2 separate regions of the Homo sapiens genome follow, and region 1 is linked to region 2. The links are chromatin loops, found by intact Hi-C in ENCODE. Cell type or tissue: IMR-90. All regions are shown on one strand. Links, peaks and the distances in the headings refer to the core of each region. The heading gives the core; the rest is flanking DNA. Region 1 has its middle 31 kb from the start of PSG11-AS1. Region 2 overlaps PSG5 (pregnancy specific beta-1-glycoprotein 5).

The links. Peaks named below come from ENCODE experiments on the same cell type or tissue, not always from the same donor. Only the 100,000 strongest peaks of a DNase experiment are listed, where the experiment ranks them.
Region 1: it touches region 2 in a loop (4-fold over the local background); 3 of 110 quality-filtered maps call a loop at or near these places.

What each region holds. Positions count from the first base shown.
Region 1 is chr19:43,121,921-43,126,316 of GRCh38, forward strand. No RefSeq gene overlaps it. Among named protein-coding and RNA genes, the nearest start is that of PSG11-AS1, 31 kb to the right of the region's middle. In IMR-90, for the core only: a CTCF peak has its summit at 2,645; no DNase peak of the experiment used is centred there; H3K27ac peaks cover 901 bases.
Region 2 is chr19:43,179,631-43,184,026 of GRCh38, forward strand. All of the region lies in intron 2 of PSG5 (pregnancy specific beta-1-glycoprotein 5), which reads right to left. Among named protein-coding and RNA genes, the nearest start is that of PSG5, 4.7 kb to the right of the region's middle. In IMR-90, for the core only: no CTCF peak of the experiment used is centred there; DNase peaks (open chromatin) are centred at 1,881, 2,381 and 2,851; H3K27ac peaks cover 2,035 bases.

The DNA of each region.
Region 1 (4,396 bases), core at 164-4,163, 58 kb before region 2:
GGTGCAGGGGCTGGAGTGAGTGCTTTGGGCTCCAGCCTGGCAGTAGTGTCTGGAGGAGGGGTGGTGCCTGCAGCCCAAGTGTTACAATGCTCTTTTAGTCTTGCTCTCTGCAAATGGCTTAAGTGTTAACCAGCTCAATAGACCTTCTGCCATTTCACAAGGGTAGAGGGCCAGTGTGACAGCTTTCTGTATTCCCAGCCTTTGCCCAGTGTCCCAGAAGAATCGGGTCACACACACAGGCTTGAAGGATGAATGTGGGGTTTTACTGAATGGTGGAGGTGGCTCTCAGCAGGATGGATGGGGAGCTGGAAGGGGGAATGGAGTGAGAAGATGATCTTCCCCTGGAGTTTGGTCATCCAGCAGCCAATCTCCCCTCTGACCACCCCCAGTTTAACTCCTGGCATTCACACATTCCTTCCCTTCTCTCTTTCTCTGCTGTGTCATCTGCCATTTGTCTGCTTGTCTCCTCATCTCCTCATCTGCTTCTGGAGCCTGGCGTTTGGGATTTATATGGGTACAGGATAGGGGGACATGTCAGGGAAGAAGGCAACTTTTCCCACTTAGGGCCATGGGTCTCCAGGCTTGAGTGTAGGGCCTTTGCTGGGGAACTACCTTCTTTACCCAGTATTTCCCTGTCTCCTGTCCATATCAATTTCATGAATGTGTGGTCACAACATGAACCCAGAATTTGGAGGTTGGAAAGTAGGAGTGAATGCACTCAATCTACTAGGGTGCCAATTCATAGCATCTAATATGGTAATGATGAATTAGCAATAGAATCTTTTGGTAGGGGCAGACTTAGTGAATCTTCAAATGTGGCAGGATTTTAACATGAATCGAATACTATCTCTCAGTCAATACAATTACCTCCACCACTCCCCAGTTCCTAATTCAAGGGTTATATTTTCAGTAACTTTATGTATTCAAAACTGTATTAGATGCTAGAAATACAAAGATGAGTAAGACATTATTAATCTCTGTCCATAAAAAGATGAAAACTAGTGTGGAAGACAGCCATAAAATTAGAGATTAATCTTATCTAGAAAATTCTAGAAACAGGATGAAGCACAACAGAGGAGTATTTTAGGCAACCTCAAGGCATTTAACCCAACCTGGAGCCTTTAGTTAGGTTAGAATATGGCCAGGAACAGGAAGTCAAGATTCAACAAATTGCAACACTGCAATAATAACTAACATCACTTTCTAATAGTGTTTATAGTGTTTTCTAATATGAAATCAAAATCTGTCTTTGGATAACTTTTACTCACTCCCTGGTCTTGTTTCTGTTCTCTGGGATGACACAGAATATATGGAATTCACTCTTACTCTGCTTAGTACTGAGAAAGCAAAAATTAAATAAGGCATTCAAAATTCTTGTCTGTATAGGGGCCAAGGGAAAGCTTCCCCTTCACCCTCTGAAGGTTTGCTGATAACCAACTGACAAAAGGAAGATTCACAGGAGAAAAAGCTTAAATATTTATTTGATCACAGTTGTATATGACATGAGAGCCTTTAGAATGAAGACCAAAAGATACAGAGGAAACCGTCCATTTTTATGCCTAGGTTCAACAAAGTATGGACAGCCATGTAGAAATAGGGTTGGATTCTTCTTGGCCTCTCTGAGCAGTGCTTCTTCCTTCTGGGTGTGGGGAAAATTCACCATATTCCTTAGGTCCCCTCAAAGGCCCCTCTATTCACTCTTTTCAGGAAGGGCGAGAGGACCAATGAATAACCAACTTTCTGGAAAGGGGGGTCTTAAGACCTACAGTCAAACAAAGTAGGTCAGATCATTTCTTCTTTTGTTTTCTCTTTTCAAGAGGCAGGGTCTGATTCTGTCACCCAGGGTGAAGTGCAGCGGCCTGATCCATGGTTCACCACAGCCTCAAATTCCTGGACTCAAGCAATCTGCCAGTCTCAGCCTCTGAAGTAGGTAGGACTACAGGTGCGTGCCGACATACCACACTAATTTTTAAAAATTTTTGCAGAGATGGAGTCTTGCAATGTTACTCAGGCTGGTCTTAAGCTCCTGGGCTCAAGCAATCCTCCTGCCTTGGCCTCCCAAAGTGTTGAAATTACAGATTTGAGCCACCACACCCAACCCAGATAATTTCTGTATGGCCCGTTTTTACGCAGAAATGTAGAGGGAAAATTAGAGTCCGATTTTTAGGTTTTATGGCTGGCTTTGGGGAAAAGGGGTTCTGATTTCTAGTACCCATCAGGGGGAAGAGGGATTCTAGTTTCTAAGGTGCCTCCAGGGAGAATGGGACTCAGAGACAGGAAGGCAGAAGAAGCTCAGAGAGAAAGTTTTGCTTCTGAGGCTCTTTCAGAAGGATTGCTTGAGCTCAGGAGTTCCATACCAGCCTGGGTAACATTTCAAGACTCCATCTCTACAAAAAATTTTGAAAAAATAGCCTGGCACATGGCATGTACCTGCAGTCCTAGCTACTTGAGAGGCTAAGGCGGGAGGATTGCTTGAGGTCAGGAGTTTAAGGTGTGGTGAACTTTCTGAGGCTTTGATTTTGTGGTATTGCTTTCTGAGCCTTAGACCTAGAACAAGCATTCAGGTCATGGGGGAAGTTCATAGGAGAATCTCTATTTTTTAACTATCAAACTGTGACTCCCACATTGGCCACTTGGGGATGCTGTCACTCATAGGCCTGTCATACACCTTTGGTGGGTAGGGACAGGAAAGGAGATTGAGTAGCATAAGATAAAGTCCTCCCCACCCCACCCATTTCAATAATAGGATCCACATTTATCATATGCCAGTCTGAGACACTTCCTGAACTTCACGATTCATACAGTGTTAGAGAGTGGTCTATACCTTTCTCCATGACCTCCAGCCCACACGAGGTTCAGTGACCCTAATGCCATGGAGGCCAGGATGCTGTGATTGAGATGAGAGCAGGGGTAAGAAGGGTCTTTTCTCTGCTCATGGAGCACTGGAATGAAGTATCTTTTTGGGTGCTGGACAGTGGGGAGGTCAAGACTGTGGGCAGAGGAACACTGGAGCCAATGTTGGGAATAATTCTCATGCAAGCAAAGATGTGGTATTTGGCTGGTCACAACCCCAGACCTTGAGACTCCAGTTCCACAGGGGTCCAGGATATTGTTTCCATGTACAAGATCCATCTGTGAGAATCCAGCACTTTCCACCACCTGCCGTGGTATGGCTGTGGTCCCATGCACCATCACCTTTGGCTTCAACTTCTGCAATGACCCCCTAATTGATAACCTGGCTCTTGAGTTGACCTTACAGCAAACATTCTTTTTGAAGAAAAGTCACAGGACTTCACCCCACTGGCCGAAACCCTCCACTATTAGCTGCCACTGCACACAGAGTCGAAGCCTAAGGCATTGCACTTACACATTTTCATGTTATATTATTGCATAGATGTTATTAGTTTCTGAGTAGCCAGGAGAGCATTTTTTCTGCAATTAAACATATCGAATGCACCACATTCTTTAGGTCCCCTCAAAGGCCCTTCTATTCACTCTATGTCGGGAAGGGTGAGGGAACCGGTGAATAAACAAAGGTCCTTGTTTAAAGGCTGTTATGACCATAAAGTCTGTGTATTTCACAGCCCATGACAGCAGCATCCTGAGATATTATTTATTGTCAAACTTCTCAGGCCACACATCCACTGCAATGGGGAATGGGACTGAGCAAATCGCAAGTTCTTGGTTCTATGTTCCAGTTGCAATCTTGCTTTCAGTTTTCCTGCTGTTAAAACAGCTTTTGCTGGTAGAACTGTGGGAAGTGAGAATAGATTTCCTTTTACCTGCTGTGCATCAGCAGAAAAAACAAGTCTTTCTTTTCTCCTGGCAGCTGAGATTTCTGAGTTCTTCCTAGAATTGGATGTTATATATGATCTACTTTACTCATGCCCACCTGCATACACACCAAAGCCTGATGAGCGGTACAAACCCACCCAATGTTTTCCCCCAAAACAGAAGTAACATGAGCACATGTGGAACTGTCAGAGGTGTTTGAACCAGGGCAACTGCATCTTGAATAGGAGCAGGGTAAAATGAGGCTGAGACCTACCGCGCTGCATTCCCAGACAGTTAACGCATTCTAAGTCACAGGATGAGATAGGAGGTCAGCACAAGATACAGGTCATAAAGACCTTGCTGATAAAACAGTTTGCAGTAAAGAAGCTGGCTAAAACCCACCAAAACCAAGATGGCCACAAGAGTGACCTCCGGCGGTCCTCATTGCTACATTCCCACCAGCGCCATGACAGTTTACAAATGCCGTGGCAATGTCAGAAAATTACCCTATGTGGTCTAAAAAGGGGAGGCATGAATAATCCACCCCTTGTTTAGCATATTGTCAAGAAATAACCATAAAATGGGCAAGCAGCAGCCCTTGGGGCTGCTCTGTCTATGGAGT
Region 2 (4,396 bases), core at 150-4,149:
GGTACTGGAAAGCCTGGCCTGGGACTGGGTACTTCAGCATAAATAACACAGGGGAGACCAGAGTCAAGCCTGGAGGTCAGTTCAGTCATCAGGCAGTGGAGCCACAAGGTGGCGCAGTTTTCCCAGGTGTCTCATAGTGACTGACTTGAGCCAGTGACTTCTAAAGATAGAGCAGAGTCCAAGGAATGACCTACAAAGAGTGAAGGGGACAGGCAAGAGCTGATAGCTTTGGACCAAGACCATTGTTCCCTGTTCTGGGTCCATGATGCTTCCTTCCCCTTGTAGAGGGCAGGTGAGGACCATGTGGATCTTCTAGAAATACATGTGGATGTTTGCAAATGCAGCACTGACTGTTGGAAAGGGTAATCATGAACTGATGATGGAAGTCTGGCCCTCATGGACCATATGTGTTTGGTGGATATTAGACCAATATTTGGGAAGAAGTCTTGCAGATACTTTCTCTCATTAGACATTCTACTCTCTGATTCTGAGTTTGACTACTCTATGTACCTCATATCAGTGGATTCCAGAGTGAATCAGAGAGTAGAATAGTAGTTTGCAGGAGCTGGGATCAGGGGAATAGGGTGTTGTTCCATGGGTGTGCGGTTTCAGTTATGCAGGATGAGGAGGTTCTAGAGATCTCCTGTGCAGCCTCGTGCCTATACTTCATGCAGATACAGTGCTCCTTATGCAGAAAGCTTAAAACAAAGTGTTTTGGATTTCTAATTTTTTTAATTTTGGAATATTTGCAGTACATGTACTGGTTTAGCATCCCAAATCTGAAAAATTTAAAATCCACAATGCGCCAGTGAGCACTTCTTTTTAACATCACATCAGTGGTCAGAAGGGTTGAGTTTTGGAGCATTTCAGATTGTGGATTTCTGGATTTCCGATGCTCAATTCGTAATACTGTAATTTTCCCATAAAAAGTTGTCAGGAGTTTAGACCTCATGTTATGTTCTGACTCTAGTAACAAAAAAAATTTGGAGGAAACATTAAAATGTTTTCATAAGTGGAAATTTTTACTGATGATCCAAACATCTAAGATCAATTGCTGGTAGTAGTATTTCTCTTGAGACCAAAATAAGGTTTAGGTGTGCCGTGAATTCCAGCAGGATCACATTATGCTCAAAGAAAGACGCCAAAGGTGATTTGAAATTAGCAGCTCCTTAAGTAGAGAGTCCCGTTAAAAGGACAGAACTGGTCAGTGCGTCAATTACATAAAGGGAGGAAGGATGCCAAATTAAAAGAAGTGATGTGTGTTATGTTAGTAAATATAGAAAGAACTCCCTGCTTCTAATTTCTGTGCAGAGTTAGGAAAAATGGGGAGGACCCCAAAACAGGTATGTGAAATGCTTTCTTCATTTTCTCTTAAGCTCACGAAACACCACTAAAGTTTAAGTTTGTGTGAATTAGGAAGAATCTAAGTGAGATGCCAATGGCTCGTGTGTCTCCCCACACGTAGAACTCCAACTTATGAAAATGGCATCATCATGAGGAAACAGTTTTATGTGGCACAGGCAGTAAAACCATTAGATAGCACACACCTGGCCACCTCCAACTGGTCCCCAAAACCACCAATATTCACATTACGTGTATCTGACAGCCTTTGCAGTTGTCCACAACTACAAAATTTAAAAATTGCTATTGCCAAAACAAAATATTAAATGTGAAGTTGAATGTGTTGTTCCACTTTTTTTCCCCCACTCTTATTGAACTTTCCTTTTTCAGTTTTGGAAGTTTCTATTGACACATCCTCAAGCCAGAGATTCTTTCCCCAGCTGTGTGCAGTCTACCAGTAAGCATCAAAAGCATTCTTCATTTCTCTAACAGCATTTTTTTTTCTGAGACAGAGTCTCTCTCTTTCACCCAGGCTGGAGTGCAGTGGCATGATCTCAGCTCACTGCAAGCTCCACCTCCTGGGCTCACGGCATTCTCCTGGCTCAGCCTACCAAGTAGCTGGGACTACAGGCATCCGCCACCACGCCCAGCTAATTTTTTGTATTTTTAGTAGAGACGGAGTTTCAACATGTTAGCCAGGATGGTCTCCATCTTCTGACCTTGTGCCCGCCTCGGCCTCCCAAAGTCCTGGGATTATAGGCATGAGCCACTGTGCCCAGCCATCTCTGAGGGATTTTAATGAGTTGTTGACTTTTGAGTTTGTTCAACTTTTTACTTACTGTTAGAACCGAGTGACAAATTTCAAGCTTGTTATATGCCTGACAGGAAGCCAGAAGTCTCTAAGAAGTGACAGGAGAATGTGAGCTCCATAGTAGTTTGAGGATGGAGTCACGAGTGAAACAGTTGAAATGAGTCCATGGGCATTGGGGACTGCAGGCCTGTCCAGCCTCTGACACCCTGGTGAGTCAGTCCATACATTACAACAGTGACAGCAAAGTAGCATGTCTGACTCCATCTGGCATCTAGTCTCTGGCTGGCTATCCTCACTCATTCCTGGGCATAGGCCAGGCTAACCTTGGGAGGAATTTAATTTATGGTTTGACTTTGAAGCAAGAATCACAAAACTTCCTCCATGAAACTAACAACCTTACTTTGCCCAGGGATGGCCTTTGTCAAACTAGTGAAAGACCATGAGATTAAGATTATAGGAGGGAACTGAATTCTGCTAAAATGTTGGCACAGTTTCTATAATTCCTGACTGCTGCAATGTTGTTTGGCCAGAGTTTACAAAATTTGTAACTAATTGCTCCTATAGATAACATCACTATTGTAGAACATGAGATTGGTCTTTTGAGATGTTTCTCATTCTTTTGCATTCTGGCAACCGGCTGACCTCATTCATACCTATGACTAATGGCTCAGCCAGTCATGTGGTCCCTACCTGGAGGCAGATTCGAGCACAAACAGATCATTTCCCTCTGCCCACATGATTCCATCACCAAATAATCAGCAGTACTCATTTTTTAGTCCTGTGCCCCTGAAACTATCCTTGAAAATCTCTAACCCCTGATCCACTGGGGAGGCTGATTTGAGTAATAATAAACCTCTGTCCTCCTGTTTGGCAGACTTGGAGTCGTTAAAATCTTTCTTGACTAGAAACCAACATTTCAATAATTTTTTTTTTTTTTTTTTGTGCAGGAGGCCAGAAGATCTTGCCTGGCAATTATGAATGGATGGAGGAACTGCCTATCCCTGTCCCATTGTCTTGTCCACAGGTCAGCCTCACAAAGGGAAAGAGCCCTGGATGGGAATACAGTGGAAGCTCATTCTCTTAGTGACCTGGGAACATTGGCTCGAGATGAAGCCTGGCAGGAGTGGCAACTCCAGGTGATTTCTGCACCTTTCCTATTTCCTGGGAGGTGGGCCAGGCCACAGTGTTAGCGGGAAGGGAACAGAACAGCCAGCCTAGTTAGAGGGAGTGTCTGGGGAAGGCCTAGGGGTGGGGGAAGAAGCTGTGCAGGACAGGGCTTGCCAGTCAGAATGAAGTGGGAGGAAGATGAGGGACACAGAGAAGCAGAGGCAGAGACACCATGGCAGTGAGCAGTGAGGGAGACACTGACTTCAGAGACCCCAGGGACCAGCTGCCCCCAGTTCCACAGTCCAGGACAAAGGAGCCCTGAGAATCCTCTGGTGGCCAAAGAGCTTCAGAGTTGCATGAGGTGGGGTGGCTTTAGGGGCAAGAGGTAGTGGGGGGATGAAACATGGATGTCAGCCTCTGAAGGACAAGGGACAGGTGTGGCTAGAACCTCCTAGGATTCTGCATCCAACATCCAGTCTCTAAAGAGGTTTTGGATCATTCATTTCTTCATTCCATTCCTTCATTTGTTATGTGAGAGCTCCTGAGTGTGTGTCTCTCGCTGGGCCTGTGCTGGAGCAGGGTCTGAGTGGGGAAAGAAAACAAAGTCCTCTCCTTGATCCTTTCATGACAGTGACATGGGCACTTTGGGAAACACAGGATTTCAGGTTCAGTGATGGGGGTTAAGATCTGAGGGGGAGGCCTGGACATATTTTTTGCACTGACTCTGACGGTTGAGGCAGTTGATTTAGTTCTGGAGTGCAGACTAATCAGCTGACCATTTGCTCTCACTCCTCTGAGGTTTAGAAGCCTAAGAAGAGAGGATTTGAGCCAATAAATGACTATGGGGTCCTTGGAACCCAGTAAGCCCTCACTTCTGGTGGAGAAGATGGGCCTGTGGCTGCAGACAGACCTCATGTGACCCTGATCTCCCCCTTTGGGTTTGTGTGACTCTGGTTCAGTGACTGTGCCTTCCTGTGCCTCAGTTTTCTCTCAATCAAATAAGCTAAGTGGCAAATGGACTGTGGATTTTCATGCTACTGTGAATAAATGTTAAATGATTCAGTCACCTGACCTAATGCTTGGCACAGTGGAGGTTTCACACAAACAGCATTTATTATTAATTTGCTTCCATGAGAA